Linked DNA regions of Homo sapiens: region 2 is linked to region 1. The links are chromatin loops, found by intact Hi-C in ENCODE. Cell type or tissue: Caco-2. All regions are shown on one strand. Each heading gives the region's core, and the rest is flanking DNA. Links, peaks and the distances in the headings are about the cores only. Region 1 holds the start of UGT2B17 (UDP glucuronosyltransferase family 2 member B17). Region 2 has its middle 55 kb from the start of UGT2B10.

Region 1 (17,249 bases), core at 3,389-11,388:
GATATGGCTAATTGTCCAATGGGAGCTGTGACAGAAGCTCTAGGGCCCTGTCACTCTTGAACTGCCATCATTTGTTCAGGGGCCAAAGACTCACTTTGGAGTGCTGGGTGTTCCCTCTTTCAATAGCCAATTTTATGACAGTGAGCACATTGATTTACACCCAAGGTGCAGTGCTTAGAACCCCAGCTTGTGGCTTTCTGCCTTCCAGCTTCCTTTGCCATGGCTAAGAAGTGTAAGGATGATCTCACGTGGTTGGTAAGCTTAATGCTGCAGCTAAAAACTGTGCCTTTTAGGAGGCTCTCTTAAGTTTTTCACTTCCTCTGCCATGTATCTGTTATTAAGAACCATAAATGCCATACTGAAAAGTTGATTCATAGATGTCTGCAGACCCAGGCTGCTTTTTGTAGTTTCTGACAGACATCAGTGGCAGACTGGGTTATAAAATACAGCCCCAGTAAGGTTTGTCCTTCCATTGAAATGGGATCAATTTTAGTATATTTTCTAATTGCCTCAACCAAATTTCCCTGAAATAATGCTGGATTCTCATCTTTACCTTGAGTAATTTCTTTCACCTTATAATAATTAAGAGACTTTTTCACACATCTCTCCTCTCTTTTAATAACCAAGTAATCATATGATCTCTCTTCTGTAAGCCCTCCTATTTCTTTGATAGTTCAATCCTAGATCTTAATCAGGCACTGAAATACCCCTTGTTCTATAGATATCATTAGGATTGCAGGCTAGTACTTTGTCTGAATGTATTCTAGCTAATCCCAAAATTCATTGTTTTTCTTCCACTGTACAACATGTGGATAACAAAATATGAAAATCCTACCAGGTCAAATTATAAGTCAGCATTAGCTTCTCAAATTTATCTATACATTTTCCTGGGTCTTCAGAGAAATAACCTTTACATAAGACCAAAAAAAAAACATGGGGAAAGGGACCTTATAGTGCGCTCTTCCCCATTTGCCACTTCTCTAAGCCAACAAAGATTTTCCTTTGGAGACTGAGAAGAGGCTCCACTCTGGGTAGTACTAGCAAGGCTGGCCTCCTCAGGGAGTGACAGTTACAGAATAGGACTGGGCCTCTCAGAATGAGGTAGGTATAAAATTAGACTAGACGGGTAAGGAGAAGGGAATGAAAGTGTCTAAACAGGACTACTAGAAGGGCTAGAAGAGACAGAGGGAGATGCACCTGAAGCATTAGAGCTGACACAGGGAGGTACTGTTCCACCCAAAGGCACCCATTGGACTCAGGGGACTTGCATTAAAGGGTCATCTAGTATATCTAATTCCTTTTCTTTCCTTCCTTTCATTAAACATGCACACGCTTGCTGTAAAGTTTCATCCTGACTAAGCAATAAAAATGCTTGAACATATGGTATTTTACCTCATTTTCTCTCCCACTTGCAAAACAAATCAAGTTGATGTATAATATTAAAGGCTGTGGTTCCATTAGGTGGCCATTTATCTTGATATTCCAAATCATAATGAGGCCAAACAGTATTACATAAAAATGTCAATTTATTTTTCTTAAGCTCACCTAATTGAAATTTGTTCCAATGCTCTACTAGACATCCTAGTGGAGAACTCAGAACTCTTCAGGATCAAAGCTGTATTACACAGGAGCAGAGCAGGTGAAGGTAGAGATCCTTGTGAACAAGGTAGTGCTGCCACAGGGCAAGCTTCACTAAAAAGGATAAAGGAGCTTTCAGAGCTAAACAAGCAAGGGAAAATGATTCAGTAGTTGACTTAATTCTGGCATTCTTGTTAGTCGCATAATATAAATGAGCTGAGTCACCTGAACTAGAGAATCTACAATAGAGGGCCTGACCAAAGAAATGTCACACTAAGTAAGGGAAATGATATGCATCCAGAGAGGAATGTCCAGGTTAAGGATAGTAATGGTAAGTAGGGTAAAACTTACATGATCATGCTGTTCATAATCAAGAAATAAAGGTCAGTTGATTAGTGAGGGGATGAAAAAGAATTTCCAAAAAGAAATCTCCAGTTCTCCTTCTGGGAGCTGTTCACCCATGGGAGATTGGCATAATTGCTACTGGGCTAAATCGTGCACACTGGACCAAAACTTGTAAGTACCAAATTTCAATTAATCTTTTGAGAGATGAGACAATAAATAATTCATTCGAATGGGCTAGATATAGGGAAAGTAAATCTTGCAGAGCCATTCATCTCTAATGTCTTTTAGCAACATGCCGAAGCACACAAGTAAAGGGCCACTAATCCAAAGACAAATGAGGAACGTGAAAGTTAAAAATCTCAGGACCATCAAGCAAGGTCTCTGCAAAGAAACAGTAAGTATAGTCAGCAGTCAGAAAATTGGCAGACAGCAGACAGTCTTTAGTGAATGACAGAGAGCACAGGGAGGGCTAATTGAAAGGGAGTAGTAATTAACATTTTGTAGCATTGAACCCATTTCTTGTTGTGAAGGGCTTCTAACCCCCTTAGCTTTCGGAAAGGCCTCTAAACCTCTTATCTGTCAGAAGGGCCTCTAACTGTCCTAAGTTGGGCCTCTAAACCGATTTTGAACAGTGTCTCTGTTCGAGTATAAAAATATGTTCCACCACTTACCCAAATCAGCCAATTGGTGTTGCATAGTCTATTTCCTTTGGGTTGGAATCTCACCTCATTTAGGTCCCAGCAGAGTCACCAGAGGAAAATATTACTGGAAAAGTGGTCTTGTCCCAGACGTTAAGGGTGGGTTTGTGGATCTCATGTGGGAAAGAATGCAAGGTGAGTCGCAGAGTACAGTAAAATTAACAGTTTGTTAGAGACTACTCTATTACAGAATAGGGCATCCTCAGAAAGCAAGAAGAGAAATACCCCTACCTTAAACTTAGTGCTTGCTTATATAGGTTGTTAAGAATACTGTACTTTATTACAAAGGTTTGTGATCAGCTTGTGACAGGCTATTAATATTGTTATTTTCCTATGTATTATTGATTTCAGCAAGATTTTACAAGTGGGCTAGTTTTTTAAAGGAAAACTAATTCTTAAATTAAGAAGTTTTTGTTTTCAAACTATTGGGACATTTTCATAAGTTCTGGGTCTTTATTTAGTTAATTATCATCATTAACTCATTCCCTCAACCATGAGTATCTTGTAACCAAGAGTGCTCAATCCCCTGGGAATGTAACCTGGCAGGTTTGACCTTGTCTGACTTATTCAAGGTGGAATCACTCTGGTTAGAATGCCTCTGACAGTTTGTGTGACTCAGTTCCCAAGCTAAACTTTTTTCCCTTTGGCATAGTGACTTTAGGATCTTGATTCTTTATTTTTCTTTCACACTAGCAAACAGAACCCTAGCATGTGCAAAAAGCTTTGGACATACAGAAGGGAATTTTATGCCAGAAATGCAAACTAACTTTAACCAGAAGGGAATTTTATGCCAGAAATGCAAACTAACTTTAACATCTCAAAAAACTGGTGAATATGTAATATCATTAGAATAAGGACAATAACTGCATAATCATTTTAATAAAGGCAGAAAAAATCATGTGATTAATGCAATACCTTTCAGAAACATCCTTAAACTGACAAATAGTATCTATAAATAAAACACACACTGACACCGCACTTAATGGAGAAAGACTAAATTGGCTTTTCTCACTTCCATTCAACACTGTATTAGAGGTTCTAGATAAGATAAATTGGTTTAAAAAATGAAAGAATAAAAGACTCCATACTAGAAATAAACAAGTTAAGCTATCTTTATTGGCTTTTGTCATAATGTTATAATAGTAAACATTTACAAATCCGCTAGAAAAATATTAGAGCAGTAAACCAATAAAGCAAGGTTTTAGGATATAGGATCAATAAAAAAAAAGTTATTTCTCCCTAATTGCAATAAAAATTTAGGCTAAAATAACGATTAAAACAATCACAATTAAAATAGCACAAAAATACAGTTCGTGAATAATTTTTTTCTCTTTTTTTTTTTTTTTTTTTTGAGATGGAGTCTCACTCTGTAGCCCAGGCTGGAGTGCAGTGGCATGATCTCGGCTCACTGCAACCTTCACCTCCTGGGTTCAAGCAATTCTCCTGCCTTGGCCTCCTGAGTAGCTGGGGTTACAGGCATGCACCACCACACCTGGCTAATTTTTGTATTTTTAGTAGAGACGGGGTTTCACCATGTAGGTCGGGCTGATCTCGAACCCCTGACCTTGTGATCTGCCCACCTAGGCCTCCCAAAGTGCTGGGATTACAGGTGTGAGTCACCACGCCTGGCCATCAATAAATTTAACAAAAGGAGAGTAAAACTTGCCCTGTGAAATCTACAAAACATTATGGAAATAAATTAAATGATATCTAAATAAATGAAAAGGCATCTTATACTCATGTATTGAAACACCTAATATTGTGACAATGCCCATACTCTGCTCCCCAAATTGTTATGCAGATTCAATTCAATCCCTATTAAAATCCCAGATAACTTCTTGCATAAATTGACTAGCTGATTCTAAAATGTATGTAGATATGTAGGAGACAGTAATAACTGAAACAATTTAGATGTAGTGGCATGCACCTGTAGCCCCAGCTACTCAGGTGGCTGAAATTCATTGATTGCTGGAGCCCAGGACTTCTAGTTCAGCCTGGGAAATGTAGTGAGACCCCTGCCTTAAAAAAAAAAAAAAAAAAAAAAAAAAGCTAGAAGAAAAAAAAATAGCTGAAACAATTTAAAATAAAAAACAAAGTTGGAAGGCTTACACTTTCTGCTTTTAAAGACAAATACCAATATACAATAATCAAGAGAGTGTGATACAGACATAAGGTAGGCATACAAATCAGTGTAATAGATTTTGGAATCTAGGAATATACTCACGCATTTATGGTTTTTGACCAAAGTGCCCAATTTAATGAGTCAAAGAATAGATTATTCAACAAATGTAATTGAGAAAACTGATTATCCATATACGAAATAATAGAGGTTGGCCCCCTACCTCAAACCACTTACAAAAATTAACTCAAAATAAGTTAAAAGCTAAATGTAAGCAATAGAACTGTAAAACTCTAATAATGAAACATGGTTGCTAATGTCCATGATTTTGCATTTGGGGATAGTTTAGTAGATATGACACTAAAAATAAAAGTGACCCAATTCAAGTTGATTCATAGGATTTCATCAAAATTAATATTTTTGTGTTTCAATGGACATCATTAAGAAAGTAAAAAGACAACCAAAAAAATAAGATAATATACTTGGATATCATATATGTGACAAGGGACTTATGTCAAAAATTTATTAAATGCATAAGTCCATAAAAGGAGGACAAATAATCAAAATGGGCAAAGTATCAAAATAGAAATTTTTCTAAGAAAATATATAATGGGAAATTAGCACATAAGAATGCTCAATATTGTTAGATATGAAGGAAATATAAATCATAATGAGATATCACTTCACTCACACTGGCTGTAATCAAAAAACATAGGATAACAACCATTGACAAGGTTATGGAGACATTAAAGCCATCATGCATTGGTGGTGAGAATGGAAAATAATTCTGCCACTGTGAAAAACAGTTAGCAATTCCTCAAAAGGTTACATATACATTTACCATGTAATCCAGTAATTCCACTTCTAGATATACACCCAAGAGAAATAAAAATATGTCCACAGAAAACTTGTACATAAATGTTAATCAATATTATTCATAATCATCAAAAATGGAAAAAATCTATGTCTACCAACTGATAAATGAACAAATAAAATGAGTATATATGCACTTTGGAGTACTATTTGACAATAGAAAGAAATGAAGTCCTTATATACACTCTTCCATGGGTGAACCTTTAATACATTATGCTAAGCACAAGAAGCCACTCACTAAAGACCATACATTGTATGATTTCATTTTTTAAATTTTTTTTATTTTTCCATAGGTTTTTGGCGTGCAGGCGGTATTTGGTTACATAAGTTCTTTAGTGGTGATTTGTGAAATCCTGGTGCACCCATCACCCAAGCAGTACATACTGTACCACATATGTTGTCGTTTATCCCTTGCTTCCTCACACTCTTCTGCTCAAGTCCCTAAAATCCATTGTAACATTCTTATGCCTTTGTGTCCTCATAGCTTAGCTCCCACATTATCATTGAGAACAGATGATGTTTGGTTTTCCACTCCTGAGTTACTTCACTTAAAATAATAATCTCCAATCTCATTCAGATCATTGCAAATGCTACTAATTCATTAATTTTTATGGCTGAGTAATATTCCATCATATGGATATACCAGTTTCTTTATCCACTCATTGACTGATGGACATTTGGGTTGGTTCCATAATTTTGTAGTTGTGAATTGTGCTACTATAAACATGCATGTGCAAGTATCTTTTTTGAATAATGACTTCTTTTCCTCTGGGTAAATACCCAGAAGTGGGATTGCCAGATCAAATGGTAGTTCTTTTAGTTCTTTAAGGAATCGTCACACTGTTTTCCATAGTGGCTGTACTAGTTTACACTCTCACCAGCAGTGTAGAAGTGTTCCCTGATCACTGCATCCATGCCAACATCTACTGTATTTTGATTTTTTTACTATGGCCATTCTTGAAGGAGTAAGGTAGTATTGCATTGTGGTTTTGATTTGCATGTGCCTGATCATTAGCGATGTCGAGCACTTTTTTCATATGTTTCTTGGTCATTTGTATACTTATTTTGAGAATTGTCTATTCATGTCCTTAGCCCACTTTTTATTGGGGTTTTTTTTTTCTTACTGATTTGTTTGAATTCGTTGTAGATCCTGGATATTAGTACTTTGTCAGATGTATAGATTGAGAAGATTTTCTCCCACTCTGTGGGTTGTCTGTTTACTCTGCTGCCTGCTCCTTTTGCTGTGCAAAAGTTAGTTTAATTAGATCCCAGCTATTTAGCTTTGGTTTTACTGCTTTTCTTTTGGGTTTTTGGTCATGAAATCCTTGCCTAAGCCAACGTCTAGAAGGGTTTTCCCAATGTTACCTTCTAGAGTTACAGTTTCAGGTCTTAGGTTTAAGTCTTTAATCCATTTTGAGGTGATTGTTGTATAAGGTGAGAGATAAGGATCCAGTTTCATTCTCCTACATGTGGCTAGCCAATTATCCCAGTACCATTTGTTGAAAAGGGTGTCCTTTCCCCACTTTATGTTTCCGTTTACTTCATCAAAGATCAGTTGGCTGTAAGTATTTGTGTTGTTTTGGGGTTCTCTATTCTGTTCCATTCATCTATGTGCCTGTTTTTATACCAGTACCACTCTGTTTTGGTGACTATGGCCCTAGAGTACAGTTTGAAATCAAGTAGTGTGATGGCTCCAGATTTGTTCTTTTTGCTTAGTCTTGCTTTGGCTGTGTGGGCCCTTTTTTGGTTCCATATGAATTTTAGAATTGTTTATTCTAACTCTGTGAAGAATGATCGTGGTATTTTGATGGAGATTGCATTGAATTTGTAGATTGCTTTTGGCAGTATGATCATTTTCACAATATTGATTCTACCCATCCATGAGCATGGGATGTTTTTCCATCTGTTTGTGTCATCTATGATTTCTTTCAGCAGTGATTTGTAGTTTTCCTTGTAGACAGGTCTTTTGACTCCTTTGTTAGGTATATTCCTAAGTATTTTACTCTACTTTACTTTTTTGCAGCTATTGTAAAAGGGGTTGAGTTCTTGATTTGATTCTCTGCTTGGTTGCCTTTGGTGTATAGAAGATCTACTCATTTGTGTACATTAATCTTGCATCTGGACACTTTGTGGAATTCCTTTACCAGTTCTAGGTGCTTTCTGGAGGAGTCCTTAGGATTTTCAAGGTAAACAATGATATTGTTAGCAAACAGGGACAGTTTGACTTCTTCTTTACTGATTTGGATGTCCTTTATTTCTTTCTCTTTTCTGATTGCTCTGGCTAGGATTTCTAGTACTATGTTGAAGAGGAGTGGTGAGAGTGGGCATCCTTGTCTTCTTCCCTTTCTCAGAGGGAACGCTTTCAACTTTTTCCCATTCAGTATTACGTTGGCTGTGGGTTTGTCATAGATGGCTTTTATTATATTAAGGTATTCCCCTGTATGTCAGTTTTGCTGAGAGTTTTAATCATAAAATGATGCTGGATTTTGTCAAACACTTTTTCTGCATCTATTGAGATGATCATGTGATGTTTGTTTTTAATTCTGTTTATGTGATGTATCACATATATTGACTTGTGTATGTTAAACCATCCCTGCATCCCTGGTGTAAAACTCACGTTATCACGGTGGATTATCTTTTTGATATGTTGTTGGATTCGGTTAGCTAGTATCATGTTAAGGATTTTAGCATCTATGTTCATTAAGGATATAGGTCTGTAGTTTCCTTTTTTGGTTGTGTCCTTTTTTGGTTTTGGTTTTAGGGAGATGCTGGCTTCATAGAATGAATTAGGGAGGGTTCCTCTTTTCTCTGTCTTGTGGAATAATGTCAAAAGGATTGGTGCCAATTCTTCTTTGAATGTCTGGTAGAATTCTGCTGTGAATCTGTCTGGTCCTGGACTTTTTGTTGTTGGTAATTTTTAAATTACCATTTCAACCTTGCTGCTTCTTATTGGTATGTTCAGTGTATTTAATTCTTCCTGATTCAAGTTAGGAGGCTTGTATTTTTCCAGAAATTTATCCATCTCTTCTAAGTTTCTAGTTTATGTGCATAAAGGTGTTCATAGCAGCCTTGAATGATCTTTTGGGTCCTGTGTGATTTATGTTTTAAAGATATTCTGTTTTGATGTGTTTCCAGAATTTGTTTCAAGATTTAGAGTTCCTTTAACAGTTCTTGTAGTGGTAGCTTGGTAATGGCGAATTCTGTCAGCATTTGTTTGTCTGAAAACGGCTATCTTCCCTTCATATATGATGCTTAGTTTCACTGGATACAAAATTCTTGGCTGATAATTGTTTGTTTGAAGAGGCTGAAGATAGGGCCCTAATCCTTTCTAGCTTATAGGGTTTCTGCTGAGAAATCTGCTGTTAATCAAATAGGTTGTCCTTTGTAGGTTACCTGGTGCTTCTCTCTCACAACTCTTAAGATTCTTTCCTTCATCTTTTTTTTTTTTTTATTTTGAGATGGAGTTTCACTCTTGTTGCCCAGGTTAGAGTGCAATGGCATGATCTCACCACAACCTCTACCTCTTGGGTTCAAGTGATTCTCCTGCCTCAGCCTCCCGAGTAGCTGGGATTAGAGGCATGTGCCACCGCACCCAGCAAAGTTTTGTATTTTTAGTAGAGACAGGGTTTCTCCATGTTGGTCAGGCTGGTCTCGAACTCCTGACTTCAGGTTGTCCACCCACCTCCGACCACCTGATCAGGTCTGGGATTACAGGCGTGAGCCAATATGCCCAGCTTCTTTCCTTCATCTTAACTTTGAATAACCTGATGAAAATGTGCCTAGGTGAAGATCTTTTTGTGATGAATTTCCCAGGTGTTCTTTGTGCTTCTTGTATAGGTCTCTAGCAAGACTGGGGAAGTTTTCCTCAATTATTCTCCCAAATATGTTTCCAAACTTTTCGAATTGTCTTCTTCCTCAGGAATACCGATTACTGTTAGATTTGGTTATTTAACGTAATCTTAGACTTCTTGGAGACTTTGTTCATATTTTCTTTTTCTTTTTTCTTTTTCTTTATTGGAACAAGTTAATTGAAGACCTTGTCTTTGAACTCTGAATTTCTTTCATCTATCTGTTCTATTATATTGCTGAGACTTTCCTGAGCATTTTGCATTTCTAAAAGTGTGTCCAAAGTTTCCTGAATTTTTTATTGTTTTGTCTTTCAGCTATCTATTTCATTGAATATTTCTCTCCTCACTTCTTGTATTATGTTTTGGATTTCCTTGCATTGGGCTTTGCCTTTCTCTGTTCCCTCCCTGATTAGCTTCATAACTAACCTCCTGAATTCTTTTTCAGGTAAATCAGGGACTTCTTGGTTTAGGTCTGTTACTGGTGAACTAGTGTGATTTTTGGGGGGGGTATTAACGAGCTTTGTTTTATCATATTCCCAGGTTGGTTTTCTGGTTCCTTCTCATTTGTGTAGGCTCTGTCAGAGGGAAGGTCTAGGGCTGAAGACTGTTGTTCAGATTTTTTTGTCCTATGGGGTGTTCCCTTGTTGTGGTACTCTCCCCTTTTTTTGTGGATGTGGCTTCCTGTGAGCCAAATTACAGTGATTGTTGTCTCTCTTCTGGGTCTAGCCACCCAGCAAGTCTATCCAGCTCCAGGCTGGTACTGGGGGTTGTCTGCAGAGTCCTGTGATATGAAATATCTATGGATCTCTCAGCTGTGGATACCAGTGCCTGTTCAGGTGGAGGGTGCAAAGGACTCTGTGGGGGTCCTTAGCTTTGGTGGCTTAATGCTCTATTTTCTGCTGATTGGCCTTCTGCCAGGAGGTGGTACTTTCCAGAAAGCATCAGCTGTAGTATTGTGGAGAGGGACTGGTGGTGGTCACGGCCCTACAACTCCCAAGATTGTAGGTCCTCTGTCTTCTGCTACCAGGGGGGTAGGGAAGGACCACCAGGTGGGCCAGGTCCAGGCGTGTTTGAGCTCAGACCTTCCTTGGGAGGGCCTTGCTTTGGCTACTGCTGGGGATGGAGGTGAGATTCTCAGGTCACTGGAGTTGTGTACCTAGGTGGATTTTGGCTGCCTCTGCTGAGTCATGAGGTCGTCAGGGAAGTGTGGGAAAGCCAGCAGTCTCAGTTCTAACCCACCTCCCATGCACACTGAAGGGCCACTCCCACTTCCACCGTGGCCCCTGCAATAGTCCCGAGTCTTTTTCAAGGAGGAGGGAGAGTTGGACTTGAATATTTGCCTGAGATTTTCCACCTCCCAGCTGCAAAGAAAAGGGCTTTAGTTCTTCCCCTGCCTGTGAAGTCTGCAAGCTAGATTCATGCCCTCCCCCAATTTCTGGCCATGAGGCTTCTTGCCTGTTCAAATTGTTACAAAGTTCAGCTAGAGAAGTCCCTCTTACTGTGGAGTTTTACCCCTGTAATGTTCTTGTATCGGTTCAAACCCTGAGAGCATGCCAACAGAAACCACGAGGTGGTGTGGAGCAACATGCTGTTTTAATGAGCACCTGGGTGCAGGTGGGCTAGGGCCTAAAGGGGCGTCAGCCCCAAGTGAGGATGGGACAGGGGTTTTGTAGTCCTCTGTAAACAGTAAGTGTCCCAGTCTGATGTGACTGCTATGTAGTACCCAGACGGTCTCTTTCTTGATCTTCAGGGGTATGTGTCTTCCAGCCAGGGTAGGTGTCTTCCAGTTGGCTCTCTTCCTGCTTCTGCTATCTTTCTGATGCAAGCTGTTGACACAAATGGCTTTGCATCTTGGAACTGGGCCTGAGAGGAGGAGTTACTCATCCCTTCAAGCTTTCAGGCCCCAGGGAGAATCTTCCTGTTTATTTGGTTATAGAATAAAGGGAAAAGGGGTGACTTTCTCAGTAACTACTTCAGGCATGACACAGGGATTGGAGTGGGCACCTTGGAAAAAAAAAACTTAATTTTTGGGGTATTCTTGAGAGACAGGTTGGTATCCACCATGTCGCTGTAGCAGGAGCACCATCTGTATTGTCTGGAAACATGTCTGTGCCTGCAAGTCAGTTATGTTGAGAGGACCAGGAGGTGTCGACAGGGAGAGGCATGGCTCATTTGCTGCTTCACAAATGAAAGACCATGTCTGGATTAAGGAGGGGTGGTAATTTCTGAGTGGCTCAGAGTCTGGTAAGGGTGGAGGCCCCAAGACAAAATTTTGGTCATACATGATTTCAAAGGGACTATAAAAAGAGTGTGCTTTTGGTGTTGTGCAAAGTCTTATGAGGGCGAAAGGGAGATTTTTTTTGTCCACGACTGTTGGGTTTCTACAGCCAGCTTGGTGAGTTGGGCTTTAAAGACAGAGTTAATTTTTCTAACTTCGCCTGAAGATTGAGGCCTGTAGGGTGTGTGGAGAGCTTACTTTATTCTTAAGGATGTAGAGATGCCTCGGGTAATTTGGCTGATGAAGGCAGGACTGTTATCAGACTGGATGGATGTTGGGAGTCCAAAACGGGGAATTGCAGGTATGCATGATGAGTTTGTGCGATGACAGTTGCACCTTCTGAAGTTGTTGGGAATTCTTCTACCTACCCAGAGAAAGTACAGACAAGGACTAGAAGACTTGTCTTATGACAGGAGTATTGTTTGCAGTTAGGAAACCCCGTTCTTTCCAGATGGATGAGTGTGAGTGCACTACGTGGAGCGCATAATGAGAATTTGAATAAATTGATCTGTTTTCCGGATGCTAGAGTGAGAGCTGGAGTGAGGGCATTGAATTCAGCTTTTTGGGAGGTGGTGCCTAAGAGGAGCGGATTGGCTTCAATAGTGTTGGGGGGTGACACTATAGCATAGCCCCCATGTCAGTGTCCTTGATGTAGGAAGGAGCTGCCATGTACAAACCAAATAAAGGAGGCATCTGGAAGGGATTGGTCTGTTAGGTATGGAAAAGGTATAAGAAAGGTTTGAACAGTATTCACACAGAAGAGTGTAGAGTCTTGGGCAGTTGTAGCTTCAGGTAAGAGCATGGACAGGTTTAGATGGGAGGTGGTTAGCATGGTGATGTGGGGAGTTTCTATGAATAGAGCATACAGCTGGAGGAGCCGTGGGGCAGAGAAAAGACTTAGTACACTGCGGTGAGCTAACATGTCTTTGATGTTATGGGTTGAATAAACTGTTAGGTTGGCATGAAGAGATAGTATTAGGCTTTTAAGAGTGAGGAGAGCAGCTGCCACCAATGCTCAGGGGCAGGCAGGCCATCCAAGAACTGTGGTCTCAAGCTCTTTAGGGAGGTAGGCAACAACCTGGCCGGGTGGGCCCCTTAGACTGGGTTAGAACACCTAGTGCAACTCCACGCCATTCATCAGTATAAAGGGAGAAAGGTTTGGTGAAGTCTGGGAGAGTGAGGATGGGGGCTGAGATGAGAGACTTTTGGAGTAGATGGAAAGGTTGGGTAATAGGCTGTGCAGGTTTTAAAGGCTCATAGAGAGGGACTTTAACAGCTTCGTATAATTTTTTGGCAAGTAAAGCGAAGGAGGAAACCCAGAGCCTAAAATATCCCGCTAATCCTGGAAAAGAGAGAATTTCTTGCTTAGTTTGTGGAGGCGGGAGGGACTGAAGGAGGGAATATGTGGTCTGTTGTGAGCCCTTGCGTTCAGGAGTGAGAGCTAGGCCTAGATAGGTGACTGGGGGGTGCATATTTGGGCTTTCTTAGGGGAGACCTGATACCCCTGTTCTGCCAAGAGGTTTAAAAGAGAGATAGTATGTATGGGTGTTGCAGTCTCTTTGAGAGGGGCTACACAGGAGCAGATTATTAACATATTAAAGAAGAGAGGATGATTTTAGGGATAAAGTACAGAAGTTACTAGCAAGGGCCTGTCCAAAAAGGTGGGGGCTGTCTCTAAAACCTTGAGGTAGTACACACGAGGTGAGCTGACCTGAAAGGTGGGTGTCGGGGTTCTCCCAGGTAAAGGCAAAGAGATTTTGGGAATCAGGGTGTAAAGGAATTGTGAAAAAGCATCATTTAGGTTTAGAACAGAAAAATGGGTGGTATTCGAGGGAAGTGAGGAAAGTAAAGTATATGGGTTAGAAACTACTGGACACACTGGGAGTACAGCTTGGTTAATGAGCCTGAGGTCCTGGACTAAGTGATAAGTTCCATCTGGCTTTTTAACAGGTAGAACTGATGTGTTAAAAGGAGAGTTTGTTGGGCAGAGTAGGTGACTGGTGAGGAGGAGAGAAATGATAGGCTTTAGGCCTATGAGAGCTGCTTGGGGGATGAGATACTGCTTCTGTGATAGGAACGGGGTGGGCTCTTTAAGGGTGATGTGGATGGGGGTGTGGTGCTCTGTGACCGAGGGTGTGGAAGTATCCCAAACAGTGGGGTTAACTACAGGTGCGGGATAAGGAAAAGTTGCATGCTTCAGGGTGGGAGGTCGGAGGAGTAGAAGAAAGTTAGAAGCCTGTTAGAAGCCTTGGAGGGGTCTGGGTTGATGTGTTGGGTACTATGGGGAATGTGGAAGTGGAGAGTAGTGTGGAGTTTTGAAAGAATATCTCTGCCTAGGAGCAGAGCTGGGCATGAAGGCAGGACTAAGAAAGAGTGACTGAAGGAAAAGGTGTGCAGGGAGCAGAAAAGTGGAGGGGGGTCTTGGGGTTTGGAGACTTGTCCATTGATTCCCACAACAGAGACTTGGGAGGACTGGGTGGGTCCTGAAAATTTAGGTAAAGCAGAGTAGGTTGCCCCAATATTAATTAAAAAAAAAATACTGGCCTATCTGCCAACATCAAGGTTATCCTTGGCTCAGATGAAGCAATGGTAGTTGCTGGGGCATCTGTTCCAGGGCACTGTCAGTCTTCAGCGGCAAGGCTGATGAGATCCTAGTAGGAGGTTTTGGCCGGCTGGGGCAGGGATGGGGGCGGTCCTTGCTGGGGCACCTCACAGTCTGACTTCCAGTGGGGTCCTCCGCAGAGAGGGCACAGCCTGGTGGGCTTACCTGGGTTTGGGCATTGCCTGGACCAGTGGCCTTCATTGCCACACTTGAAACAGGTGCCAGGGGGAGGTGGATTGCTAGGAGGCATCTGTGTGGAGCTGCAGCCTGTGGGCCTGCAGGGCCCGTGATGGTGGAGGCAAGCATTTGAAACTCTGTCTTTTTTTTTTTTCTTTTACTTTCCTCGTTATAACTGTTAAAGACTTTGAAGACTAAATTAAGAAGGTGTCATTGTGGGGTTTCAGGGCCATTGTCAAGCTTCTGAATCTTGCACCAAATATCAGGGGTAGATTGGATGAGGAACCAAAGGTTTAAAATAGTGATTCCTTCTGGGTTGGCTGGGTCTAGGTTGGTATATTTTCTCATGGCTTCAGTTAAACAAGAGAGAAAAAAGGCTGGGTTTCTGTCAGGACCTTGGGTGATTTCTGAAAGGTTTTTATAGTTTACCACTTTATGGGCACCCTTTTTGAGTCCTGCAAGGAGATACACAATCATGTGGTCTTGATGGCAGTGTCCAGAGGCCCTGTCTTGATAATCCTGGTGGGGCTCCTGGTTGGGGACTGCCTCCGTGCCAGTAGGCTGGGCAGGAGCTTGATGATGAATTGTATTAGCATGCTCCTGAACCAGGGTCCAAATATGGTCCCTGTCTTCTGGGGTGAGGGTGGAAGAGAGGATAAGTAGAAGGTGAGGGTGGAAGACAGGATAAGTAGAGGTCATACCAGGTTAGTGCATAAGACTGGGTAAGGTACTGAAACTCCCTAATATAAGAGGTAGGGTCTTCTGGAAATGAACTGAGTCTTGTTAGTTTGAGAGATCAGTGAAGGAGAAGGGAACATGAACTCTAACAATACCTTCAGTTCCTGCTACTTCCTGAAGGGGGCATTCTAGCACCCGCACTGAAGTATGGGTGCAGCGTGGGCCAAAGATGGTGCCCAAGCTGGTATGGACAGGAGAGAAGAAAGAAGCCAGAAGGGGTTCCTGCTGAGGGTTTGAAGGGGGAAGGCGGGTTGAGTTGACAGGCAGTGGAGGATACATAGGGGTGTAAGGTGGCTTGATGGGTTTACAGGCTTCAGGAGAGGGCAGTGAGGAAGGAGACTGAGTACAGGCAATGCTAGAGTTTTCCTGAGGAGAGGACGGTGTAGAAAAAGAAGTGGGTACTTTTGGAGGTGATGCCGGCTGGGAAGATGGTGGCTGGGAAGATGGTGACTGCGAAGACAATGAGAAAGCTTGGGGAGTTATAGAAGATGGTTGAGACGTGGGGGTAGGGGCTGGGAGGGGTGGACAGCAGTCTGCTGGATCCAACAAGGAAAAAGAGGTAGGGTCAGGAGGAGAAAGGTTATGAGGGCGGTGAGAATGAAGGATTTGAACAGGTAAGCAAGAATTGCAGAAGTCAGGTTGTGATCTGAGTGCAAAAAGGCCTGGAACAAGGAATTTCTCCCCATTTTTCCAGTCATCGGCAATAATTGCTTTAACCAGTTAAAATTGTAAAGTCAAGTGTTTCATTTGCTGGCCATTTGGACCCGTTATCTAATTCATACTGCGGCCAGGTTTTATTGTATAAAAAAGACAAGGCGCTTAGGGTGGGTATCTTGCCTGAGGCCTAAGGTTTGCAGATTTTTTATGAGGCAGTCTGGAGGGCTGTTTTTTGGAATGGAGGATGGGGAGTTTTCCATATCAAAGGGTAGGCTCTGGAGAACAGGGAAAAAGAAGACTGTCCTGGACAGCTGGAGGAAGACAATAAAAGGAGCTATTATCACCTCTGCCTTTTTGGTTCCTGGAACGGAATCAAATGGCTTAGAGGCGTCCCCCTAAGACCAGATGATCAGGGAGTGCCTGGCACATACTGGAGCCTTCTTGGATCAGTGTTGGATTTTGGGACAGGAGAAACCAAGAGAGGTCATGCAGATTTTCCCCTGTTAACTGGGCTCCCAGGGAAGCCTAACAGTAGGCGAGATCAGTGACCAATGTGCATGTGAAGGAAGAGAAAGACCTTCTCATATTATTTTATATTGTTTTTCACTCAGTACATGTTTAAGAAAAAACAACAAGGAAGTAAAACCAAAGACAGGCAGCCCAAACGCCAGGACTGAAACTATGCCTGGGCCTGCCTGGCCTAAACTTAGTAGTTAAAACTCAACTCATAACTTAGAAACCAATGTTATTCATAGATTCCAGACATGTATAGAAGAACATTGTGAAACTCCCTGCCCTGTTCTGTTTCTCTCTGACCACCAGTGCATGCAGCCCCTGTCACATACCCACTGCTTGCTCAAATCAATCACGACCCTTTCATGTGAAATCTTTAGTGTAGTGAGCCCTTAAAAAGGACAGAAATTGTGCACTCGGGGAGCTCAGATTTTAAGGCAGTATCTTGCCAATGTTCCCAGCTGAATAAAGCCCTTCCTTCTACAACTCGATGTCTGAGAGGTTTTGTCTGTGGCTCGTCCTGCTACATTTCTTGGCTCCCTGACCCAGAAGCAAGGTGACTGACGGAAGGCTGAGGCAGCCCCTTAGGTGGCTTAAGCCTGCCCTGTGGAGCATCCCTGTGGGGTACTCCGGGCAGCCTGAGTGATGAGATCCAAAGAGCGCTCCTGGGTAGGAAATTGCCCCAGTGGAACACCTCACCAGATCAACACGTAGCAGGCCCCCGTGGAGGATTAACACAGTGGCTGAACACCGGGAAGGAACTGGCACTTGGAGTCTGGACATCTGGAACTTGGTAAGACTAGTCTTTTGAACTTGTCCCACT
Region 2 (17,249 bases), core at 4,480-12,479, 280 kb before region 1:
AGATTTATAAAATTGAGAAATAATTGACTTGAAAGAGATAAATTGGAATATTCCCATTTAATAGCCAAAATGTCTGAAACCAGAAATAGAGGATTTTAAAATTATTTCAATACATATATTAATTTCAGTTATGCTATTGCTATTATATTGGTAATATGAATAAATTTTAATTAATGCTCTGTTGAAAAATAATTTTTAATTAGTTAATGAACATTGTATATGAAATGACATGCATTATATTGGTAATTTGTATTATGTAACTTCTTGGTTATAGTTTTTCCCAATTGTATTAAAAATATGTATCAGGATTAATGCCCTCCTCTAAAAAAACATAGTCTTCTTACTCTGTTTTTTAAATATCAAAGAGAGAAGTTACCTCCATTGATATTGCTACAGTGCCATGCTTTAGCAATTTTTGATTTTGACTTGGTAAGCCTCATACTTATATTCATCCTTATTCCTTATTAGTCAATAATTATTTCAACACTCTAAATAAATGGAACTACAATGCCTCAAAGTAAAATATTAAGCACCACTTAGATTTTAAAATCACAATGCAAGTAAAACAGTAATAATAGTGAACATCTACTTATTCTCTTAATGATGAGAATAATTCTACCAAGTATCCTAAAAATCATTACATTACTACTCACAATAATCAAATAAGTAAGGTACCATTCTTATTCATTCAATTTAACAATAAAAAAAAAACTAGGAACAGATACATTAAAAAAAAAAGATCAGTAGATATCAGGTCATGATTCAAACTAAGGCCATTTACTTTTATATTTTTAATCACTAATTCACTGATGTAATGTCAGTACTAATTCCTGATCAATGTCAACTTCTTATCAGCTTTGCCCTGACATGTACCTGAACCTTGTCACAGATTTGTCTCCTATCTCTAGACTTTGATACTATTTTGAAACACGCACATCAGGTTCGTTACAATTTCATTAATGGCTAATTCAACCTCTGTACCCTCAAATGATTTCTTTTTATCCTTCAGACTTAACTAATTTTAATTTCTAGGATGGAAATACTTGTTCTCTCTTAAATTCTCTTTTCACATTTTGAAATCTTATGCATCCAACAAATTCTAACCCATAAACCAAAATCTCTATAACCACCAGGAAATAAAATATTTTATTTTTCATCTACTTTTATGTGGCACTAATTGTTAACATCTACACAAAAATTTCACATATTTATATTTTATATTCCATAAGTTTATGTCTATTTGATTTTCCTTTAGCAGTAAAGAGAATGTTATATGGTTATCGGTCATTCATTATGATCAGCTTATGAAGCCCATGGACCAAAAAGTCTTCTGGATCAAGTTTGTCATGCGCCACAGAGGAGCCAAGTACTTGCCGCCACCTGCGAAAAACCTCATCTGGTTCCAGCACTGCTCTCTGGTTGTGCTGGCCTGCGAGGCAATTTTTACTCTTTTTTCATAATATGTTCCTTGTTTGATTATCAAAAGTTTGTTAAGACAAGAAAGAAAAAAAAGAAGGTAGCACTGTTTGATATCTAAGGCAGGCAGGCATGATAGGGAAGGTCATGACATTTAATGCCACCACTATTCATCAAGGTGTGGCAAAATTCTCCTCTATATTTCACAAGACTTGTGCCTTCCTGATTTATTCAAATATTTTATTCTTTGCTAAATATTAAGTAATATACAATTTTAATTTCAGAAAACCTAAAATAATTCCATTTTAATGCTTACTCATGTATATTTCTAAGCTAAAAAAATGAGATGCACTGGAAACTCAGGCTGTTTATTTATGAAGGTCAGAAATAGTGCATTTCTACTGTGCATTTTTAGAAACCTCTTTTTTATTTTTATTTTATTTTATTTTTCATTTCCAACATTTATTGTAAGTTCAGAGATACATGTGCAAGATGTGCAGGTTTGTTACGTAGGTAAAGAATACTCTTCTATATAAACAAATCACAATGATGTGTATTATATGTGTCCCTGTCAAAGAAAAACAGAGCAAGATCCTTCTTAAAAATGGCAAGACAGATTTTATTCTGACTACTGAAGTAGGAGATAGAGACTACTGTATAAATTGAACTGAACTCTAACTAAGACAAAGGTAATTGAGGCTTTTAAAGAGAAAACTGATATGAATAAAAATGAGGAAAACAAGGAACTAGTGGGTTACATGGAAATGAAAAATTACATAAAAATTAAGAGGGAAATAATTGAAAATTATGAGGCAACATGGGTTAGACAGTGTATGTTTTGCAGTTTGGCAGGATCATATTCTTTAGAGCCAAGACCTACCATGGAAGTTAGGGTGACCTTTAAAGACAAATTCCTGACCTAGTACACGTATAAGTTAAGCTAAACTTGGCCAAGTCTCTTAACATGGTGTTTAGGCAAGTCTTTTGTGCTACATGGGAGTTTAAAATTCAAATCCTTCATGAAATACAAAATAGTTCTTAATGGAAATGTTCTTTGCTTTAAAATTATAGGTGGTCGTAACTGACTTCCTATACAAAACTATGCAACCTGGTAAAATCCTTGGTTAGAAAGACTAAAGATGTTTTCCACATGAGGCCTTAAATATGCTTGAGTTACTATTTTCACTTTAGTAATGACCCTTTGTAACTGGATAATAATACACAAAATAAAGGAAGAGGCTAGTTCCCTTTAGTTAGGCATTATAGACATGGTCCCGCAGGTTTAGCCCAGTCTCTCTAGATTATAATGTTACATGATTTCTCTCCTGCAACAAGATCTCACTATTTCTTGGCCTTATTTTGTTAAGCCAGACATTTCTGACTTCTTTAATACCGGGAATACTGAGGATACACAAATCAGAAATATATATAATCATTTTACTTGTTCTCCCATCATAATATGAAAAAATAAATTGCAGATGGAATAAAGAGCCAAATATCCTGTGCAATAATTTTTAAAATCTATGTTGAAGAAAGCATAATAAATGGCAAAAGATCTCCAAATCCTGCCTTTAAATATTGGTCATTACAGCCTCTGGATTCAGAAAAAGGTTTGCAAAGCAAGTCACAGAGAAGAAAGAACTCAACTTAAGAGCAGTTCTTCTGTCTGACAAGAGATGTGCCTGAACAATCGGATGGAAGAGAGGCATAATGATCATTTCTAACACATGAAAAAGATTTTTATAGTTCTCTTTTCTATAAAAAATATTTTTATCAACAATTGGTTATAAAACAAATCATTTTAATATCTAGAAAAGGAATATACACTGAATATTTTACTTTATTAAACTTTGAACATATAGTCATGCCACTAGAAAGAAAAAATAACAAAGTGTAAGAAAGGAAAAAAGTAATGCATTCGTGCACTTTTAATTATAGTAATGTCTTTTTATTAAAGAGGGAAAACTTATAGATAAATATGAGTCTGAGGCAATAATGATGCTCAACATGTACTACAAAAGCTAAATTCTAGTCTGTTTATATTTTCTTAATGAAGTATCTTCTGAAAATGTATCAGAATATATCAGAATATACTTTCCTAATAAGGTATGTTATGAAAATAGATCTTCTTTGAAATTTTTAGACCATATATCCAGATACATAAATCTATGTCTATCCATGAGTGAACAAGTAATATTTTCACTAGTTTAATTTGAGGAAGACTTTCTACATAAAGTGATATGTACATATATACTTAGGAAAATATATGAACATGAAGGTATACTTGATGGAGAGTCATAAAAATTCCATAGTAAATTGAACTACAAAAATTGCAATAATATGATGTGTCTGCTTCTTAGAGATTGATTCTACAAGCTTTTAAATATCTCAGCAGTTAAAAACATTTAAACACAGAAGAAACTAATTATGTTGGGGCATCTTCTGTAGGGGCACTGCACATAACGGGAATGGGAGTCAAACATCTAGATGTTCCCACTTAGCCTCTGGTCATCCAGGGCTCATTTTCTGGGAGGAGCAAAATGTTCTTTCTCTTCAAAGCTGAGGAGCTCAGTCCCTCATTTATCTATAAAATGACAGTTCTATCTTCATGCAAATGTGCAGACAAGCCAATTGAGTTTATCTTTTGGATAAAAGGCAATGGAGAAGACTCTTCAGAATGCACCCCAGAACTAGAATTAGAATCCTAAACAACAACTTCCTAGGAAAAAAATAAGTTCAGGAAAAATTGATGTCTGTCAACCAAAGGGAGATCCAGGGCTCAAGAGGACTGACCAGTTCCATCAGAGGAGCTTAAAGTTTGAAAGGCCTTCAATGGGCCCCTTCTGGTACTTTAGTTTCAAGTTCAGGAAACATTTTGGGGGTCCTGGGTTTTCTGGGAGTTCCCACATGTTCAAGTGTCAAATTATTGTGAGGAAATGAGTCAAACTCTGTAAAATATTCAAAGAGATTTATTCTGAGCCAAATATGAGTGACTAATGGCCCATAACACAGCCTTCAGCTGTTTAGAACATGTGCCCAATGTCCTCAGGCTACAACCTGGTTTTATACAATTTAGAGAGATGTTCCACATCAATCAATACATGTAAATGATACATGGGTTTGGTCTGAAAAGGTGGGGCAACTGCAAGTGAGATTCTGAAGGTCATATTTAGATTCAAAGATTTTCTGATTGGCAGTTGGTTAAAAGAATTATCTTATTGTCTAAAGCATTAGAATCAATAGAAAAAAATGTTTCTTTTCAAACTTAAACAGTGTATTCTATCAGTATTTTGTTCTGTGGTGATGTAATGCTGTCAGCTTTTTCTGAATTCCAAAATGGAGGAGGCTCTAATGGAGCTCGTCTCATTTCTCCCATTTCCAAAATGGCCTGAACTAGCTTTTCAGGTTAACTTTGGAATGCCCTTTGTGAGCGGAAGGGTTCATTCAGATGATTGCGGGCCTTAGAATATTATTTTTCATTAACATTTTTCCCCTTCTTGCCAGGGTTTGCCAGAGGCAAGGTCAATGGCCAGCAAACTCTTATTTTGTTCCATAGCATTGCTGGGATGGCATGTGCCCTGGGTTCCTACTGTCTGTGGTTGAGACACCTATGGCTAAGAGACTTAGAGCCAACATATTTACAGTCAACTTAAATGTACTAGACCAGACAGGAATGAATACGGACAAGCATTATAATTAACTCTTAAAATTTTTAAAGTAATATAAAACCCAAGAAACAGAAAGCCAAAGTTGAGGTTAAAAAACTAACTTATCTTAAATTGTTATATGCATAGCTAATGTAGTCTTTGTTTTAGTTACTGACCTATACCAATTAGCTATACAATACATGAACATTGTTAAAAATGCTTTTTTGCAATTTAGAGGCTTTTGCTGTGCTGCAAGACTTTATGAAGTCTTTTAGTAATTTAATCTAATGTGGCTTAAAAAAATTGTTTCAAATATGTATCTATCTAAATAAAATCTCATAATTGTGAGTATTATATCCAGGACATTTTGTCATGAGGTATCATAATATTCCCTCTGTAATAATTTTATTTTAGTTCTACAGGAAACAGAAAATTCTTTATGGTTGGGATAAATAAAAATGTGTCATATAATAGCTCAGAAAGCAAAGTTCCTAGTTTTTCCAGCTGTTTATCTCCCCTTCTTGACTTGGAGGGTCTGAATTAATTCTATCCCTCAAAACCGGCCCTTACAATCTCATGGTCCCACCATTTCTGTGGTAGTCCCTGGACATAGAGGGAAGGTACTTGTATTGTTTTACAGAAGGCCATTTGCAGTAAAAAACAAATCAATCCCAATAGGATTTCAAATGAAGGAGATTAACAGGCTTTGTCAAATCATCTCTAGTCTTCGGAATAGCATGATTCTGATTTTCTCAGAACTAAAACTAGGGGGAGACATTGATAACATTAATAATTTGACAAAAGAGAATGTGGGTGCCAGAGGAGAAAAAAAAAAACTATTCCATTAGGGTGCCAAACAAAAACATGAAGAAAAATGATAACCTGGTATTCTTTAGGAGATTATTGCAGCCAAGAAATGAGTCATGATTCAACCTGCACTCAAAAACAAAAGTGACTTTTCTTTTGAAACAATGTCTCTCTCTCTAGTTGCTTTTCATACTAAAAAAAAGTTCAATTTGTGTGCAAAATAAGTTTCAGGATTATTATACTTGGCCTTATTATTCACATAAAGTTCAGCAAGAATTGTTTGGCCACATAGGCTCTTTTCAAGTTAGCTTTACTGGAACTTTACGTAAAAACGTTATTCTAGTCAAAGCCTTGGTAAAATAACTGGTGTCTCCAATTGTCCTATTTTAAAAATATATATTTTTTACTAAACTTATACCAATAACAATATTACCACACAATCAAAAGACTCATGAACAGTTTGCAAATTTTGGAGAACTCAGAGAGGTAAATTTGCTTACAAAAGCAAATTTTACCCAATTGCTCTAAACTATAAAAAACTCAAAAGAAAAATATTTCTTTGACTCCTCTTTAACTGGAGCAGCAGCTTTCCAAACAAGAAGGCATGTATTCACCTTTGAACTGCCATTCACAAGATAAGCAGCTCTTGTAATATGAGAGCTTTTTATTAAGCACTGTAGAATATAACAGCTCCTCGCATAGTCAGAGTCCATCCTAAGGAGAAAAAGAGGCTCCCTGTTCATAAATATGTCTTTCTTGCATCCCAGGTAGCAAGATTCTGTATAAACCATTTTTATTTTATCATGGAACTCTTTCAGTCACCATTATTTCTGCTAGCATAGAAGTAGTTTCAGTTAACATCCCATAGCAAAGCTGTAAATACTTCTCAAGTGGAAATTCTCTAGTCCAAAGTCCCAGTAATTGTCATTTGAAAGTGCTCACAGGCTTTTGCCATAAGCCCAAATAAACTTTCCACAAAGGGCTATGAAGTGAAGGATTTGTCTCAACCAGCACTTTAGCTAGTACTCACTTAGCTGTCCAAATAGCATTTTTCAAAGAGCAGGTTTACATGCCTTCAACTTTATACAACTACATCAGGAAAATCTCCCCCATTCAGATAGAATACCCATTTTCATAAAACATTTAGGTAAAGGAATCACAACCACCTTACATATAACCTGTTTAAACATCTCAAATTTCATAATCCTCTCAACATTTACAATTTTATGCTCTGATCCCAGGAGCTTTTCTTCTTTATCTTCAAACCAATTTACCTTTCTGGTAAAAAATTAACCCTCCCAGAAGAGGGTTGATCCAAGAGACTCAAGCCCTTTTATCAATTTTTTATCTAAACTTGCCTCAACATTGCGCAGGCAATGTCAGCTTTCCCATTAGATTACAAACTTTGCTTTAAAAAAAATCCAATCTAAGGCAAATACAAAAAAACTGGTGTAGGTCCCTATAATGTTTGAAGATCAGCAGGGGCTCCCTTTTGTTCACCCCACTTTTATAGCATTGTAAAAGCCTTTGTTTTTACCCTATCAATTTTTATTTTATTTTATTTCTTAATAATCATCTAAAGATTTCCACCATGATAGATGAGTCCTTTGACTCCCTTTTACCTTGCCCAATTTTTTAATTACCCTAATGTTTTAATAACATCGGTAAGATCCATGGGGGACAGCAAATTTGGGAAGGCTTCTCAAACAGCTCTTTGATTCTGCAGGAGTAATGTCACCTGGGATGCCCAGGTAGAAGGGTCCCCCTAAACCATAGCATTTACTATGACCAGGGTAATAGGTATATTTAATTGAATAATATTCTGGTCATCATAAAGCCAGTTCCATATGGTTTGCATATGAAGCATATCAGGTGCTTCATCTGGGGAACTCCACCTGGAATTTTACAGGGTGAGTTGGGCAGTCCATTTCTCAGGGTAATCAAACCTTATGGTGGCAATTATTCAGTCCACTGGGCTGCTTGTGAAGCTGGGTCACATATACTCCTCAGTGATTGCTTAATCGTGAGCTGTGGGACCTGCATAAACCCCTGCTTTTTCATTCTGTAGCATTTAAAATAAAAAATATTGCCCTTAAAGTAGCTATTTTTCCAGTCCATTATAGTAAACGTTTCTCAGGAAACTGATTATATTATTCTACAAAGGAGCAATTTCTTTACATTATACCCTCTGGGTTTAATAGTTAACTTCTTTTTCTATTTAAGTGCATTGGCTATCTTCTTGGTAACTACAGGTCTCAAAGGTAACTTTGTTGCCCTGGCTTAAGATGTGTGTGTGTGTGTGTGTGTGTGTGTGTGTGTGTGTGTGTGTGCCTGTGTGTGTGTCTAGCTTTGAAGCTAGTGGCCTGAGCTGAGAGTCCACATGTAAATTTGGTCAAGCCTTAAGGCAAAACTCCGCACTCTTTTACTTTCATTTTAGCGATTACAGATAGCAATAACCAAGGGAATTAACATTTTGTAGTTTTCTTATTAGTTTCCATTTTGTTATGCATTCACTGAACTAACTCCCTGGGAGTATGTCTATCATCCATCTCTAAATTCCACTGGTAACTTTTACCTTTGGTAACTGAATGCAGCCCAGCTGCAGCTTTTGAAGATGGGAGACCATGTAGCCACCTGAGAGTCAAAAGTTTCTTATTTCCTGAGTTTTCACTTTTCTCTTTATCCATCTGGTCATATATATATATGATATATATATCATATATACATCATATATATCATATACATCATATATATCATATATATCATATATATCATATATATCATATATATCATATATCATATATATCATATATATCATATATATCATATATCATATATATCATATATATCATATATATACACACACATACACATATATACACACACATACACATATATATATACACACACATATATATGTGTATATATACATATATATATATATATATGTATATATATAAATTTTAAGTTGACTCAGCCTCGAGAACACTTGGTCACAGGGTGGGGAACATCACACACTGGGGCCTGTCGTGGGGTAGGGGGAGGGGGAAGGGATAGTATTGGGAGAAATACCTAATGTAAATGATGGGTTGATGGGTGCAGTGGGCCAGCATGGCACATGTATACTTACGTAATGAGCCTGCACATTGTGCACATGTACCCTAGAACTTAAAGTATAATAAAACATAAAGAAAAAAAATTACATTTTCAATAGCAAAAATCACATCCTTCTGTTTTTATAAACCTCACCCAAAAAAACTTTTTATTCTACAACTATTTTAACTCTTTGTAACCTAAATTCTCAGTGACCATACTGAGGATTACTTAATTTAACATAACATGACTCAGATTTTAAACTATTGGAGAGAAATTTGAGATTAAATTTTCCAAATTAATGTTACCAAATATTGCTATAGTCATGTGAACTCAAAGGTATCCAAGCTAGCTTTTATTAGTGTGATAAGCAATTAACTTTTCTTTAAGTCAGTTGGTTAGAGCTCTTTCATATATTTTGATATTGAAATATCACTTCCACATGACACAAGTAATATATAGACATAACAGACATACAAAGGCAAATGTTGGGAACAGGCCCCAAAATCTGGCCATAAACTAGTCCTAAAACTGGCCAGAAACAGTCTCTGCAGCACTGTGACATGCTCTTGATGGCCATGACACTCATGCTGGGAGGTTTGCGGTTTACCGGAGTGAGGGCAAGGAACACCTGGCCCACCCAGCGCAGAAAACCGCTTAAGGCATTCTTAAACCACACACAATAGCATGAGCGATCTGTGCCTTAAGGACATGTTCCTGCTGCAGATAACTAGCCAGAGCCCATCCCTTTATTTCGGCCCATCCCTTTATTTGCCATAAGGAATACTTTTAGTAAATCTTATCACTGGCTTGCTGTCAATAAATGTGTGGGTAAATCTCTGTTCGAAGCTCTCAGCTTTGAAGGCTGTAAGACCCTTGACTTCCCACTCCACACGCTATATTTCTGTGTTTGTATCTTTAATTCCTCTAGCACCACTGGGTTAGTGTCTCCACGACTGAGCTGGTTTCAGCAGGCAGATTGAAAAATGTTTTTCATTTGCCTGTTTTCAAAAACTGTCTCCTTTGCTTTAGACTAATAATAAAAAGAAATGTTACAGAATTTAACAAAAGTTTAAGGAGAGAGTTACCATCCAAGGCCTTCTCAAAACAGAGAAAGAGCTGAAGCAGCAGGGTTCAGCAGAAACTAAATTTCTATTACACTGATTATACAGTTTAAAAACTGAAAGATTCTTGCATTGAATAACTCAATATTTTAATACAAATTTTTATAACCAATTCATTAGTTTTGTATTTGTCTAATTTTAATATTAATATCCAATTACCAGGAAGACTATTATAATCTCATTTTAATTATAGCCTACTTAATCATATGTTTTATACATTTTTTTAAATAAATTTCATTTTACTAAACTTACTATGACTTAACAGATTCTTCATAACATACTTCGGCTTTGGGGTTTGTCTTAAACATACATCTTCTTAACCTGTTATTTTATTTTTTCGTACAAGATTTGTTTTCTTGTAATCTTTCTTACCAAAGGTACCTATTTATATTTATGTTTCTTTAAATCTCTCTTATTCCCTAGTGTCTTTTGCCTTGTATTATAAATAATGTTTAAATAAACTTTGAACTACAAAAATAATTGTCTTTTAATAAAAAACCATTTTTTAAAGTTTCCTTATAATTTTTGAAATTGAAAAGTACCCATACATTTAACATATATCTATTATTTAATATAATTTTAGATTCCAAATTATATGACATTCATTTTAGTATAGTCACGTAATACATTTATTTAATAGTTTACTTAGATTATTTATAAAAACTGTGACAGTCATCATTTAATTATTTTTTTGTTGCTGTTAAACATTTTTATACCCTATGAATTTCAGGAATTTACCTAACTAAGAAACTTAAGGTTAAATACATGGGTATTTTACCAATAACTCAGGATTTAGTTGCTTTCACTAAACCAATAATATTAAATGTCTTCTTTACTAAAAATTACACAAGCAAAGATCATTCTGTTTTGGGCTGGGTTCATAGTATTACAAACCTTAGGCCAAATTTTGGCACCTTACAATATTTGGCAGGAAAAAAAAATATTTGGCAGGAATAAGTATGAAACCACTTGATCAATAAGTGGAAAGAAATATGCTGACAATTCTTAAGACATCTCTAGTATTACTTTACCAATAATTTTAAAGCTAGCTTATTCATTAAAAATTTTACTTAAGTCACATGGACTTGAAAAGCCATTAGGCTTATTATTTCCTTAATTTATGAGGTCTCCTTAACTTTAATTTAATTTGGTTCCTTGTAGCTATAACACACAAAAAATACACGTATGTGCAGATAAACAGACACATACACACTCATAACAAAGATTCTAGAGCTTTTACTTTAGAACTCCAGACATGAGATATTGATACAAACTCACTGGTTTACAAGTAATAATAATAATAATAAAAAGAAAAAAACACCAAAACAATGGTCCTAGCCAAAAAGTGATTTTTTTTTATCAGTAGAAAACTAACAGTAGACTTAAAGCAAGTAGGGGAAAAAAATAGAAAAATAGAGAACATAGAAATTTTCTAGTACATGTCAGCCTTTGGGTCTAAATTTTTACTTAACGTAATTTGGCCATCAGTTTAAAATGTGCAAAACAGAACATAATATGTAACTATTTGGAGCACTAGAAAGTCTGATACTCCATTCTCACATTGTTAAAAAGAACTACCTGAGACTGTGTAATTTATGAAGAAAAGAGGTTTAATTGACTCACATTCCACAGGGTGTATAGGTAGCATGACTGAGGAGGCCTAAGAAAACTTACAATCATGCCAGATGGTAAAGTGGAAGCCAACATATTCTACATGGCTGGAGCAGCATGAAGGCTGGGGGTGGTGACACACACATTTAAACAACCAGATCTCATGAGAGCTGTATCACAAGATAACACTAGGAGGATGGTGCTAAAACATTAGAAACCACCATCACGATTCGATCACCTCCTACCAGCCTCCACCTCTAGCACTGAAGATAACAATTTGTAACAGTTCATTCTCACACTGCTAATAAAGACATACCCAAGACTGGGTAAATTATACAGAAAACAAGGTTCAATGGACTCACAGTTCAGCATGGCTGGGCTGGCCTCAAGAAACTTACCATCATGGCAGAAGGGGAAGCAAACGTGTCCTTTGAGCAAAAGGGGGAAAAGCCCCTTATAAAACCATCAGATCTCATGAGACCTCACTCACTATCATGAGAACAGAAGCATGGGAATAACCAGTGCCATGATTAAATTACCTCCCACCTGGTCCCTCCCAAAACACATGGGGATTATGGGAACTATAATTCAAGATGACATTTGGATGCTGACACAGCTGAAACACATCACATTTTAAAATGAGATTTGGGTGGGAACATAGAGCCAAACCTCCCAAATCTCATGTCCTTCTCACATTTTAAAACAAAATCATGCCTTCTCCACAGTCCTCCAAAGTCTTAGCACATCCCAGAATTACCCAAAATGTCCAAATCCTAAATTTCATCTGGGACAAGGCAAGTCCCTTCCACTTATGAGCTTGGAGAATAAAAAACAAGTGAGTTACTTCCAAGATACAGTGGGGATACAGCAACTGAGTGAATGTTCCCATTTTAAAAGAAAAAAAATGGCCAGAACAAAGGCCCCAGGCAAGTCCAAAACCCAGCAGGGCACTCATTCAATCTCAAAGATCCAAAATAATTTCCTTTGACTCTATGTCTCACATCCAGGGCATACCAGGGCAATAGGAGGGCTCTCAAGGCTTTGGGAAGCTCTGGCCCTGTGGATCTGCCTGTCTTTTTCTCATCTTCCTGTCTTTTTAGGAGCCCTCCAAACTATTCCAACCTCTGCCCATTACCCAGTTCCAAAGTTGCTTCCACATCTTCAGGTATCTTTACAGTAATGCCCCACCTCTCTAGTTTTCTGTATTAGTTTGCTGTCACATTGTTCTCACATCTTCTGTATTACTTTGTTTTCACATTTGTTCTCATATTGCTGTAAAGAACTACCGGAGACTGGGTAATTTATGACGAAAAGAGGTTTAAATTACTCACAGTTCCCTAGGCTGTATAGGTACCCTGTCTGAGGAGGCCTCAGGAAATTTATAATTATGAGAAAGTGAAGGGAAGTCAACATGACCTACCTGATTGGAGCAGGAGGAAGGTGGGGGAAGCTGCTACGCACTTTTAAACAACCACATCTTCTGAAAGCTCCATGGCAACACAGCACTAGGGGGTGTTCCTAAACCATTAGACGTGGAATGCCCTCACACTTCTCCATTTTACACAAATGCTTTCAAATGGAAGACCCATGAAACCAAAAAATTGTTCCAAAGCAGTTTTTCTCATTGTCTTTCCTCATTCTTAAATTCTTTCACACTTCTTTTCTTAAAAGGAGGAACCGAGCTGTAGCCTAGGCTTTTTTGTGTGGTGCATCAATGTGTGCTGATTGTAAGTGAGACTCCACATGTTTTAACGTTGAGTTGTTTCTGCCTTGTTACATGTGTTAGTGAATCTTTAAAATCCTTGTTCTTCAGTGCCGTAAAGAAATAGCACTGGAACATAAATTTAATTTCTTCAGCGAGGCCAATTTTTTTTTTTACTTTATGCAGAAAGGGTGCACACATCAGCAGTTTTGCCATGAGAGTACACCAAATAAAGGAGACGGTCATTTATAACTTGACATGTCAAGCTTACTGCTGTGTCCGGGGTTTCTATTGGAAGGAACAGGACATCACATTGTGTATTTGTCCTGATTGGCTAGCAACTTAGAACTTTTTAAAAGAGGCAAAGGCAGAGGAGAACAAAGGAAGGCAGAAGTAACTTGTGGTATACTGAGAAAGGTAAAAACACCTTCAAATAAGGAAGAGGAACAGGCTATGACCTAATGCTTGCTTAGACCAGTGTAAGCATGCCAGGGCAAATATTTACACTAAATTGTGGGAGCTGAGAACATAAAATACATTGATTTCTTTATTATGGTTAGCAGATATTTAAGAATGTTAGCACAGGTCTTTGAATAAATTTTGCTTGTAAGAGAAGTTACTACTTATTCTTAATTAGATGGAGGGGAAGTCTTTGAAGAGGAATCTCTACTTTACTTTTTACACCGAAGCAGCCTAGGGTCACTGGAGCAGTCTTGTTGTTTGAGGTATTACCAGGAGTTCTTGAGAGGGTTGTCATTCATTTCACAGTTGAATCCAAAGACTTTTATAAAAAAAAAAAAAAAAAAAAAAAAAAAAAGCTAATAGGGCAGAGTGTTTCATTCACATAAGGCACGAAAAACAGGTTAGGACTGGATGTCTTATTTGCATACATACAAATTCTTGTTAGCTCCACCTCTTCTCTCTAGTGTGCATGCAGGTCCTTAGCCTGAGTTACTGCATATTGTTTTATTTTGCTTATTGCGTATGTGTCACTGCAGACGTGTCTGGTTCTGTGTAAGTTTCCTTATCTATACAGCTACAGGTCTGTCTTAGGCAAGCACCCTGTGCAAGTTCCTTTACCTGAGTGTGTCCAGAAAGAAAAGGAATGTGCTCACCAAAGGCCACCGTGTGTAGGCGGAGCTCACTGGTTGCACAGAAGACAAGGGCTTTGGACTTTGCTTCCTTATCTGTGCTTGCAGCTTGATTTCTTCCACATTGTCATTTTTTGGGGAGGACTTCTACCAAGAACCTGTCCTAACTATCTGCCTAACTGGTTACTTATTCTTTCTTCTCTCATTAGTTTCTCTCTCCAGACATCTATCACCTCCATGAGGGCTCAAAACACCGAGTGATCAGCTCTTTATGCGTTTGCTAGATGAGCTTTTTAAAACTCATTTTACCTAATGTCATTATCAGCCTTCTGCTTATTAAGACAGAAACCACAACCATGTCTTTTCTCCTGTACATTTTTTCCTACCTCAGATATTATCAGTAAATACAAATTTTAAATTAATTTCTTGCAGTTACTATTAACAATTTGTGTTTCATTCCATTAGGTTGGCATGTCTCAGTAACTAATATACAATTTTATCATTTTCCCTGCTTTTAAACTCTTACCTTTACATACCACTCTATGTTGAGATGCAAGAATTTCTTGCTAAAGAAAGGCTTGATCTTGTGACTGTCTTTTAAAACTTGAGTGAAGAATTATTTGCCAATAAATTATCATTCAAACTCATAATTGTTTATTTAAAACTAAGTTCCCCTGTTTCAAACTAACTTTCTTCTGTAATGTCCTGCCCTGACCTTTCTCTGTGATCACTACTCACTGGAATGATTTTCAAATATTCTATACTTTCAAATATTTTCAAATATTCTATATTCTATGTGTAGACATATACATATAGTGTGTGTGTGCATGTGTGTATACTGGAAATAAACATTTTTTAAAAGTATAGGAAATAGTGACCTGAACTGATCATATGCTGGGCAAAAACTCAAAACTCAATTAGTTTGTTGAGATTCAAAATCATAAAAAGTATGTGGTCTAGCTATACTAGAAATAAATTAGAAATCATACAAAGAATGATAACTAAAAAATTCTCTAAACTTTGGAAATTAAAAATACATTTTTAAAAAATTCAGTCAACAAAATATTGTAATTATACATGCACATTTATCTCAGCAACTCTTCTCCCAATTATATATCTAACAGAAATTAATATGTAAAACTAATGACATACATATAGATAAATATATTTATACCAGAATAACTAATAATGTCCAAAAATGTAAACAACCCAGGTGTCCATCAGTTATAAAATAAAGAAATACTCTGTGGTATTTGTCAATCAACAGAATACTATACAGCAATGTAATTAACCAATAACTGCTATACAAAAAAAGACACAAGTATATATTATATAATTCAATTATATAAACAAGTAATGTTAATTTATTAAATTAGAATTCAGGTTAATACTTAAATTGAGAATGAAAACAGTGACTAAAATGGTCCAAAAGGAGAGAGTTCCTCTAGGCAGGTTTTAATAACCCAGAACCTAAGAAGTAGGTGTCTTTATTTCAGGATAATATTTAACATAATCTTAAAATTTTGAGTTACTCACTAGTGTGTGTATATTTATCTTATGTATCTCATACTTAAGATTTTATTTTAGAAGATATATAAAATATTTTAAAGTTCTAGAAATTAAATAGCAAAATAAGCATGAAACACTGGAGAAAATTCTACAGGTACTATATAGTGTGGCCAGGAAAAGCCTCTCTAACAAGTATCATTTAAGGGGAAGCCTCAAAAAGAGATAGAAGCAAGCCTCATTTTATTGCAAGACAGAATGCTCTGAAAAGGGAGAGAGGAGACAAAAGGTGTAAAGGGGCTAAGGTGAGAATGCCTTTGAGAGCTTCAAGATTAATAGAAGCCCAGTGTCCCTAGAAGAGAGTATGCAGGGGGAAAGTGTTAGGAGAAGTTGCCAGTGCCTGACCATGTCAAGTTCTGTAGACCAAAAACAGATCTTATTCCCTTTTTTTCTATTAAAAAGCATGTCATTCTTTTTTATTTTATTTTTTATTTAACTTTTACTTTATGTTCAGGTTAAAAAATGCAAGTTGTTATATAGGCAAACTTATTTCTTGGGGGTTTGTTGTACAGATTATTTTGTCACCCAGGTATTAAGCCTAGTAAACACAAATTATTTTTTTCTGATCTTCTCCCTCCTATCACCCTCTACACTCTGCTAGGTCCCAGTGTGTGTAGTTCCCCTCCATGTGTTCATTCATGTCTTCCCATTACAGATTCTCTTCTTAATGTGATGAGAATCCAGATGGAAATCTTAATCAGTGGAGTGTCATAATCTGACATTAATTTCAAAAAAAAACATTATTCTGGCTTCTGGAAGGAAAATATAGCAGAAGACAGAAGAGTAGAGTAGAAGCAGAGAGATTAGTTAGAGGGCATTTCAACCACTGAACACAATTATTTCTTAAAATATCAAAATAGTCCAAACACGGTGGTTCATGCCTGCAGTCCCTGCACTTTGGGAGGTGAATCAGGAGTGCTGTTTGAGTCCAGGAATTTAAGACCAGCCTGGGCAACATAACGAGATTCCATTAGAACAAACAAATTTAAAAATAAGCCAGGCAGAGTGTTTGAGCTCGTAGTCCCAACTACTCAGTAAGCTCAGTTGTCAGGATTGCTTATGCCCACAAGATCAGGGCTACTGTGAGCCCTGATAAAGGGAACAACTCCAGCCTGAGCAAGAGAGCACAACCGTCTCTCAAAAACTATGTGTATCAAAATGATCATTCTCAGATTGCATTTCTATTATCTTA

The links. Peaks named below come from ENCODE experiments on the same cell type or tissue, not always from the same donor. Only the 100,000 strongest peaks of a DNase experiment are listed, where the experiment ranks them.
Region 2: a loop joins it to region 1, with 2.4 times the contacts of the local background. A loop is called at or near these places in 2 of 110 quality-filtered maps.

The regions. Positions count from the first base shown.
Region 1 is chr4:68,575,921-68,593,169 of GRCh38, reverse strand. It overlaps UGT2B17 (UDP glucuronosyltransferase family 2 member B17), which reads left to right and starts at 16,848. Exons shown (of 7, transcript NM_001077.4): 1 at 16,848-17,219. RefSeq lists a silencer at 8,086-8,188. In Caco-2, for the core only: no CTCF peak of the experiment used is centred there; no DNase peak of the experiment used is centred there.
Region 2 is chr4:68,861,890-68,879,138 of GRCh38, reverse strand. It overlaps the pseudogene LOC101930041. Among named protein-coding and RNA genes, the nearest start is that of UGT2B10, 55 kb to the right of the region's middle. In Caco-2, for the core only: no CTCF peak of the experiment used is centred there; DNase peaks (open chromatin) are centred at 7,237, 7,808 and 8,198.